Regions from separate parts of the Homo sapiens genome. Here region 2 is linked to region 1. A link is an interaction called in ENCODE POLR2A ChIA-PET data of the cell type or tissue named here. Cell type or tissue: Panc1. All regions are shown on one strand. Region 1 overlaps GIP (gastric inhibitory polypeptide). Region 2 overlaps CALCOCO2 (calcium binding and coiled-coil domain 2).

Evidence for each region. Peaks named below come from ENCODE experiments on the same cell type or tissue, not always from the same donor. Only the 100,000 strongest peaks of a DNase experiment are listed, where the experiment ranks them.
Region 2: POLR2A ChIA-PET joins it to region 1 with 6 read pairs; 4 of 35 experiments call an interaction of 5 or more read pairs at or near these places.

The regions. Positions count from the first base shown.
Region 1 is chr17:48,959,500-48,963,499 of GRCh38, reverse strand. GIP (gastric inhibitory polypeptide) reads left to right here. Exons shown (of 6, transcript NM_004123.3): 4 at 1,681-1,773; 5 at 2,513-2,614. Among named protein-coding and RNA genes, the nearest start is that of GIP, 7.1 kb to the left of the region's middle. In Panc1, no CTCF peak of the experiment used is centred here; no DNase peak of the experiment used is centred here; H3K4me3 peaks cover 965 bases; H3K27ac peaks cover 2,080 bases.
Region 2 is chr17:48,861,254-48,865,253 of GRCh38, reverse strand. It overlaps CALCOCO2 (calcium binding and coiled-coil domain 2), which reads right to left. Exons shown (of 13, transcript NM_005831.5): 12 at 2,950-2,978; 13 at 9-2,416. The coding sequence ends at 2,249. Among named protein-coding and RNA genes, the nearest start is that of ATP5MC1, 30 kb to the left of the region's middle. In Panc1, no CTCF peak of the experiment used is centred here; no DNase peak of the experiment used is centred here.

The DNA.
Region 1 (4,000 bases):
TTTTTCAGTAGAGACAGGGTTTCACCATGTTGACCAGTCTGGTTCTCAAACTCCTGACCTCGTGATCCGCCCACCTCAGCCTCCCAAAGTGCTGGGATTACAGGCATAAGCCACTGCGCCTGGCCTAATTTTGTATTTTTAGTAGAGACGGGGTTCCATGTTGGTCAGGCAGGTCTCGAACTCCTGACCTCAGGTGATCCACCTGCCTTGGCCTCCCAAAGTGCTGGGATTACAGGTGTGAGCCACCACACCCAGCCTGGGTGGCACCTTTCACCAGGCAAGGATGGGGAGTCAGACATGGTAGCTCTGGCCAGGACCCTGACTTGGGCACCAGTCTAGGCTAGGGGTAGGGACCAGGGCTATTCCCTAATCCTTTACTTCTTTTTTTTTGAGACGGATTTTTTTTGCTCTGTCACCCAGGCTGGAGTGCAGTGGCACAATCTTGGCTCACTGCAAGCTCCGCCTCCCGGGTTCACGTCATTCTCCTGCCTCAGCCTCCTGAGTAGCTGGGACTACAGGTGCCCGCCACCATGCACGGATAATTTTTTTGCATTTTTTTAGTAGAGACGGGGCTTCACCGTGTTGGCCTGGATGGTCTCGATCTCCTGACCTCGTGATCTGCCCTCCTCGGCCTCCCAAAGTGCTGGGATTACAAGTGTGAGCCACTGTGTTGGCCCTAATCCTTTACTTCAAAGGGGAGGAGTCAGAAGATGTATGGGAGCTCAGAGAGGATCCCCAGGGGTCTGAGGATGAAGCAAGGGAGAGACGAGCTCCTTCTAATGACTGCTTGCTTGGCGGTGGCCACTTTAGACTTTGAAAACAGGATTGGCTAGGGCCAGGCCCAGTAGCTCACACCTGTAATCCCAGCACTTTGGGAGGCTGAGGCGGGCAAATCACGAGGTCAGGAGCTTGAGGCCCTCCTGGCCAACATGGTGAAATCCCGTCTCTACTAAAAATACAAAGATTAGCTGGGTGTGGTGGCACGTGCCTGTAATTCCAGCTACTCGGGAGGCTGAGGCATGAGAATTGCTTGAACCCTGGAGGCGGACGTTGCAGTGAGCTGAGATTGCACCACTGCACCCCAGCCTGGCAACAGAGCGAGACTCCGTCTCAAAGAAAAAGGAAAGAAAATAGGATTGGCTGTTCATGGTGGCTCACACCTGTAATCCCAGCACTTTGGGAGGCCCAGGTAGGTGGATTGTTTGAGCTCACGAGTTCATTCGAGAACAGCCTGGGCAACATGGCAAACAAAAAGTACAAAAATCAGCTGGGTGTGGTGATGCCTGCCTGTAGTTTCAGCTACTCGGGAGGCTGAGATGGGAAGATGGCTTCAGCCTGGGAGGCAGAGGTTGCAGTGAGCTGAGATGGTGCCCCTGCACTCCAGCCTGGGCAATACAGCCAGACCCTGTCTCTCACACACACACCAAAAAAAATGAAGAGAAGATTAACTGTCCTCGTCCTTCTCCCTGCTCTATGCCAAGTCTCTTTCCCCGCCCTCTCTGGTCAGCACGGTAGATTCTGAAAAGCTGTTCACTGGTGGAGGCAGCTGAAGACCACTGTTAGGTGGGGTTGAGTGGAAAAAGGTACCCTCTGCTTTTGGGGTTCAGATATTAAAAGATTCAAGTGTCCCTAGACTGGAGTCTCCGCAGCTTGCCCACTCTCTAATCTTTATCTTCCCAGCTGGAAACACAACATCACCCAGAGGGAGGCTCGGGCGCTGGAGCTGGCCAGTCAAGCTAATAGGAAGGAGGAGGAGGCAGTGGAGCCACAGAGGTGAGTCAGGGCGCAGAGGGAAGGGAGGGAGCCAAGCCTCCTGCCCCGCCCCCACCTCTTTGTTCCCTCTCCCTGACCCCAGAGCAGAGCAAGGACCTGAGATAAGCATCCTCTTCCTCTCAGAGTTCAAAGAGGGGTCTTCATTGAGCAAACTCCTGGAGGTCAGCCCAAGCTTAAGGAAGAAGCCTTGGAGAAACGGGAGGGGTGCTAGGAGGGGTTTCAGGGACAGGGTTTCTAATATTGATGACTGCATGCACAGCACAGTCACTGAGTCAGGAGAAGGGCAGGAAAGAAGAGACCTCAGGTCCTGGCCTCACCACCTCTCCCTGCCAAACCTCGGGAAGACTGTTTGTGAAAGAGCGGGGGATCTTCCCAGGCCCACTCCCCTGAAATCAGTTATCCCCTCTCTGAATGGCACAGGTCATTTCAAAGAGTGAATGTGCCCAAAGTACTCTCTGCATTCTGGAACACTGGCAGAGGTGGATGGGCAGAATATCTCATACCAGAATTCTGTTTGACTCTCCCTGTATGAAGAGTCCATATTCCCCAGGCAGGCAGCGCTGGGTGGGGCTGGCAGAAAGGAGGCTCCAGATCTCAGAGCTGAGCCAACGGAGAGATAGCTGTGTCGGCTCCCTCCCCCCATCCGCGGCTGCCCCTCAGTGGTGTCCCCAACCCTGTGTTTACCCTCTCTGGGCGAAGCTCAGGCTAAAATAGTTAGCCAGAGACTGTTCCCTTGCAGCTCCCCAGCCAAGAACCCCAGCGATGAAGATTTGCTGCGGGACTTGCTGATTCAAGAGCTGTTGGCCTGCTTGCTGGATCAGACAAACCTCTGCAGGCTCAGGTAGGGGAGTGTGGTGTTGCACAGCGGTTCTAACTTGAGCTTGGGCATCAGACATGGATTCAGATCTTTGCCCCTCCACATGCTGGCTGATTACATAGCCTTTCTGAACCTCAGTGTTTTCACTAAAATCAGAGGTATAGAATCATTTCACAGGATTGTTGTCAGCTTTAAGTAAGAGAATGCAAGTGGAAAAATACAAAGAAAAAAAACAAAAGAAAAAAAAGACAATTCAAGTGGAGACCTGAGGGCCATCTTTGAGGAGTAATAAGAGCTCAGCAAGGTTAGTAGCTCTGATTACTATTTGTTCTTCTTCCTCACTCTTCCAGGCGAGGTGATGCTCTCCCCTGCCTATCCCTACCTGCCTGTCTCTACCCACCCAGAGCCCATCCTATGCCCCGCCTGTCCCTACCCACCGAGCTGAGCCCATCCTGTGTCCCGCCTGTCCCTACACACAGAGCTGAGCCCATCCTGTGGCCTGCCTGTCCCTACACACAGAGCTGAGCCCATCCTGTGTCCCGCCTGTCCCTACCCACCGAGCTGAGCCCATCCTGTGTCCCGCCTGTCCCTACACACAGAGCTGAGCCCATCCTGTGTCCCGCCTGTCCCTACCCACCGAGCTGAGCCCATCCTGTGGCCTGCCTGTCCCTACACACAGAGCTGAGCCCATCCTATGTCCCGCCTGTCCCTACCCACCGAGCTGAGCCCATCCTGTGGCCTGCCTGTCCCTACCCACCGAGCTGAGCCCATCCTGTGTCCCGCCTGTCCCTACCCACCGAGCTGAGCCCATCCTGTGTCCCGCCTGTCCCTACACACAGAGCTGAGCCCATCCTGTGGCCCGCCTGTCCCTACCCACCGAGCTGAGCCCATCCTGTGGCCTGCCTGTCCCTACCCACCGAGCTGAGCCCATCCTGTGTCCCGCCTGTCCCTACCCACCGAGCTGAGCCCATCCTGTGGCCTGCCTGTCCCTACCCACCGAGCTGAGCCCATCCTGTGGCCTGCCTGTCCCTACACACAGAGCTGAGCCCATCCTGTGGCCTGCCTGTCCCTACCCACCGAGCTGAGCCCATCCTGTGTCCCGCCTGTCCCTACCCACCGAGCTGAGCCCATCCTGTGTCCTGCCTGTCCCTACACACAGAGCTGAGCCCATCCTGTTCTCAGCTTTCCCTCTGTACCCTTGGGCCATGGCACCTTCCTGGTGATGGGAAACTACATAGTTAGAGGCATGTTTCCTTCCTCTGTGGCCACTGCTGGCTTCAATGGTCTCTTGAATCCCCCTCATCAGCTAGAAAATTCTTCAGTCCATTCCTTATGTCCCAGAATCGAGGCACTAAATATTATGAAGACACCTGTCCACCTAAAGGGTGAGACAGGACCCTCATGATGCAG
Region 2 (4,000 bases), 98 kb after region 1:
AAAGAACTATTGTTTACTACTAGTGGCTGCCTAGAGCATAATTTCCCCCTTCAAAGCCTTGGTAAGAGCAGCTGGGGATAATGAACAGTGGTTAAAGATGCTTTGTTTTACACCCAGCAAAAAGGGTCATTAACACCTCAACTGGTTTTTTTACCAAGCCCTGTGGAAGGGCTCCTGCTGCTGTTGACAATCATGGTAACCCTCGGGGTAGCAGGGGCAAAGGGGTGGGTAATTCACCAGAAAATGGTATTCACTGATTTGGATTATGTGCACCACTGTTCCTCTCCATTCATGTACTTAATTAAGAGCTGACTGGTACAAAATAAATGAAACTGCAATTCTTCACTGGATCTGGGGAGCAACAGAAATTCTGTAGGGAGGGTATGTGCCAGAAAAACTCCTTTATTACCATCTCCCTATTACATTTCTATTCTAGGGTTAGTGTTAATCTCAGGTCTTATTCTTAAGACAGCAAAAGGCTTGGAGAAGTAGTGTAAGTTTCATCTTCATTTTATCAAGGATGAAATCAAAGCAAGGAGCTGTGACTAGGACAATACAGTTAGTCTAGGGCATAACTCCCAACCACATTAGGGAAAGCCCAGTAGGAACACAGAGCTATAGTTGGCTCAACCCTTATTCATGACATCGTGTTTCACATCATTCAAAAGTTTTTGTGGAAGTCTCTGTAGTGACCACCTGATACTGCCTGGGAGTTATTTCCATTTGTTCAGTCCCTGAGGGGATAGAAAATGGAATTATTACTTTCTTATAGTTCAATTAGGCAAATTTGGATAGAGCGCATTGAACTTAGTTCACAAAGGGTGCGAAAATCCACACTGCTCCTTTTAAAAAAAATGCATGGAAAGTTACAGCAAGAAGTCAGGGCCTCGGGCCCAGCACAGTGGCTCACGCTTGTAATCCCAGCACTTTGGACGGCTGAAGTGGACAGATCACGTGAGGCCAGGAGTTCGAGACCAGCCTGGCCAACATAGTGAAACCCTGTCTCTACTAAAAACACAAAAATTAGCTGGGCATTGCGGCACACACCTGTAATCCCAGCTACTTGGGAGGCTAAGGCATGAGAATCGCTTGAACCTGGGAGGCAGAGGCTGTAGTGAGTCAACTGCGCCATTGCACGCCAGCCTGGGTGACAGAGAGAGACTGTTTCAAAAAAAAAAAAAAAAAAAGAAAGAAAGCAAGCCAGGGCCTTGGATTTCACAAACTAATGTTTCATCACCTCCTTCCCCACCTCAAGATAACTGCCAGGACACTCTTTTTTATTTAATCTTAAGACAGGTGAAGAGAAATCATTGGCGGGGTCTGCCCTTCCCATAGCCCTTTTGATCACAATTTTCCCATGAGCTTCAAAACAGAAGACCATAAATTGAAGGTTTATTTTAAATTACCTAAGTCCCTGAAATAGAAGAGTAATTTATTTTTAGTATTAAAGAGATTAACAAGTTGTCTCATTATTCTGATTTACCCATATTCAAAACTCACCTACTCAGAAAACTGCAAACCCATAGTTGCTAACAATCCTATTTAACCATTAAGAAAGGATTTACAACAATAAAAGCTATGTACATAGGAAATATCAGAGAGTAGAAAGTGCTAACCAGAGGTACCCAGAAAAGCTTTCTGTGACTGAAACAATACTTCCTGTCTAAGGTTCAGGAGTAAGATGCTTCTTTGGGGGCTGAGAAATTAACATGAGAAACCTTTGGTATCCAAATTGGATTTCTGAGCTCTTTGCCACGGCATTTTTGGCTAGTCTAAAACAATCATTTGGAGAAAGCAACACCAAGGATGAGGAGGAAGGAATTCTCAACCTCGGACCAATCTCTGGCCCCAGGGTTAGGACTGAGAACAAATACACTCAAGGGCTGACTTTGAATGGCAGTGGGACAACTTGGAAAACTAATCACTTAGTATCAAGTCAGGCCTGTTGTGAATACCCAGGTTGGCTCCATCCCAGGGCCCTTGTACTGAGACCCTCAGAAGAATGACAGGTGAGAGGATGATACAGCTAGAGTTATGCGACTTAAAGGTAGCAACCCACAAGGATGGCAGCAGAAGCCCTTAACAGTGACCTTCAGATCAGTGACATAACTCCACTGTTAGCGGCAGCAGGGCTGAGTAAATCCCTAATAATTTCAGGTTAGGCAGGATCTTGACTCATATAACTCATGGTAGAAGCTATAGGTTCTATTCTATAAAATCTCTGTATACATCCAAGAGGTTGGGATACTCAGAGAGAGTGGCAGAACACGTGGTCTTCAAAGATCTGCTTCTCTGTAGCTGGGAAGATCTTGTCACAAATTGGACAATTGAAACAAAGGGGCTGCATCTGCTGTTGCTCCAAGGTGTGATCACAAATATCATCTGCTTTGCAGATAGGGCATTTCTTGATGGAGAGCTGGGAGGAAGAGCAAAGAGGTCAGTACAAATGTAAGCTATATGTGGCACAGATGTGGCCATCCTGTCTTCCACTGTATCCTCAGTGCCTAGCATAATGACTGGCACATGGTTAGGCACTCAAGAAATAGTGAATGAATGAAGAGAATGCACATTTGAAGATGCTTACCAGGCTTCGTCTAACCCCAGAATTGAAATGGCCTAATATTGCTGAAATAGCCAACATAGCTTCTAGCCTTGAAGGGGCATTGGACAGAACTTGTTTGGCTAGCTGCCTGGTTCAGATCTCCTCCCTACTTATGCTACCAAATAATTCAAAGGTATAGATCCTAAGCAAAATGCTGATGGATGAACTGTGCTTTCATCTCCCTTCCACAACAGGCTGGCTCAGCCTTGGGCCCAAAACAAACTGATCCAGCTGACTTCTGGAGTTATCAAAATGAACCTGTCTCCCTATGGTTCTCCCATGAACTGGAGCAGGAAGGGAAATTTTCAAGTGCTTTGTGGGAATATTCTCATGAATCAAATACTTACCGGGCTGGGGGAAGAACTTTCTTGGATACCTGAAAAGAATAAAAAAGATCTCATTCAATGAGAAAATACCATCCCTAGCTTCTCCAACTGTGTTCTGGCAGATATTTCCTGTAACTTTCATTGTTCCCTTTCTCCTCAATGCCTCTGATTCTTTCTCTCTCATATATATACCGTTACTTCTGATAGAGGGGATCTAGGTCAATGATAAGGTGAAAAGAAAACATAAATAATGAAATCGTATTTTTTTTTTTTTTTTGAGACAGAGTCTCGCTTTGTCGCCTAGGCTGGAGTGCACTAGTGTGATCTCAGCTCACTGCAGCCTCTGTCTCCTGGGTTCAAGCAATTCTCCTGCCTCAGCCTCCTGAGTAGCTGGGATTACAGGTGCCTACCACCATGCCTGGCTAATTTTTGGTAGTTTTAGTAGAGACAGGGTTTCTCCATGTTGGCCAGGCTGGTCTCAAACTCCTGACCTCAAGTGATCCGCCTGCCTCGGCCTCTCAAAGTGCTGGGATTACAGGAGTGAGCCACGACACCCAGCCTGAAATTGTATTTTCATTATTTCAAAATAAAATTACAAATGAAAATTGTATTTTCATTTCACACACACACACACACACACACAGGCTTTATATATATATATATACACACACACATATATATATATACATATATATATATGTTATACAGTCAGAAAAAAACAACAAAGCTATTTTCAGATTGGGGAAAATGAGATTTTAATAAAAACAGTAACAATTTAATGACTATCTGAGAATAGGTTTTAAGACTGTATCCACAGTCAGGTACGATGGCTCACATATCCCAGCACTTTGGGAGGCTGAGGTGGGTGGACTGCTTAAGCTCAGGAGTTCGAAACCGGCCTGGGCAACATGGCAAAACCCCATCTCTACATAAAATACAAAAATTAGCTGGGTGTGGTGGCTGGCGCCTTAGTCTCTGCTACTTGGTAGGCTGAGGTGAGAGGATCAGGTGAGCCCAGGAGGCGGAGGTTGCACTGAGGTGAGAGGATCGGTTGAGCCCAGGAGACGGAGGT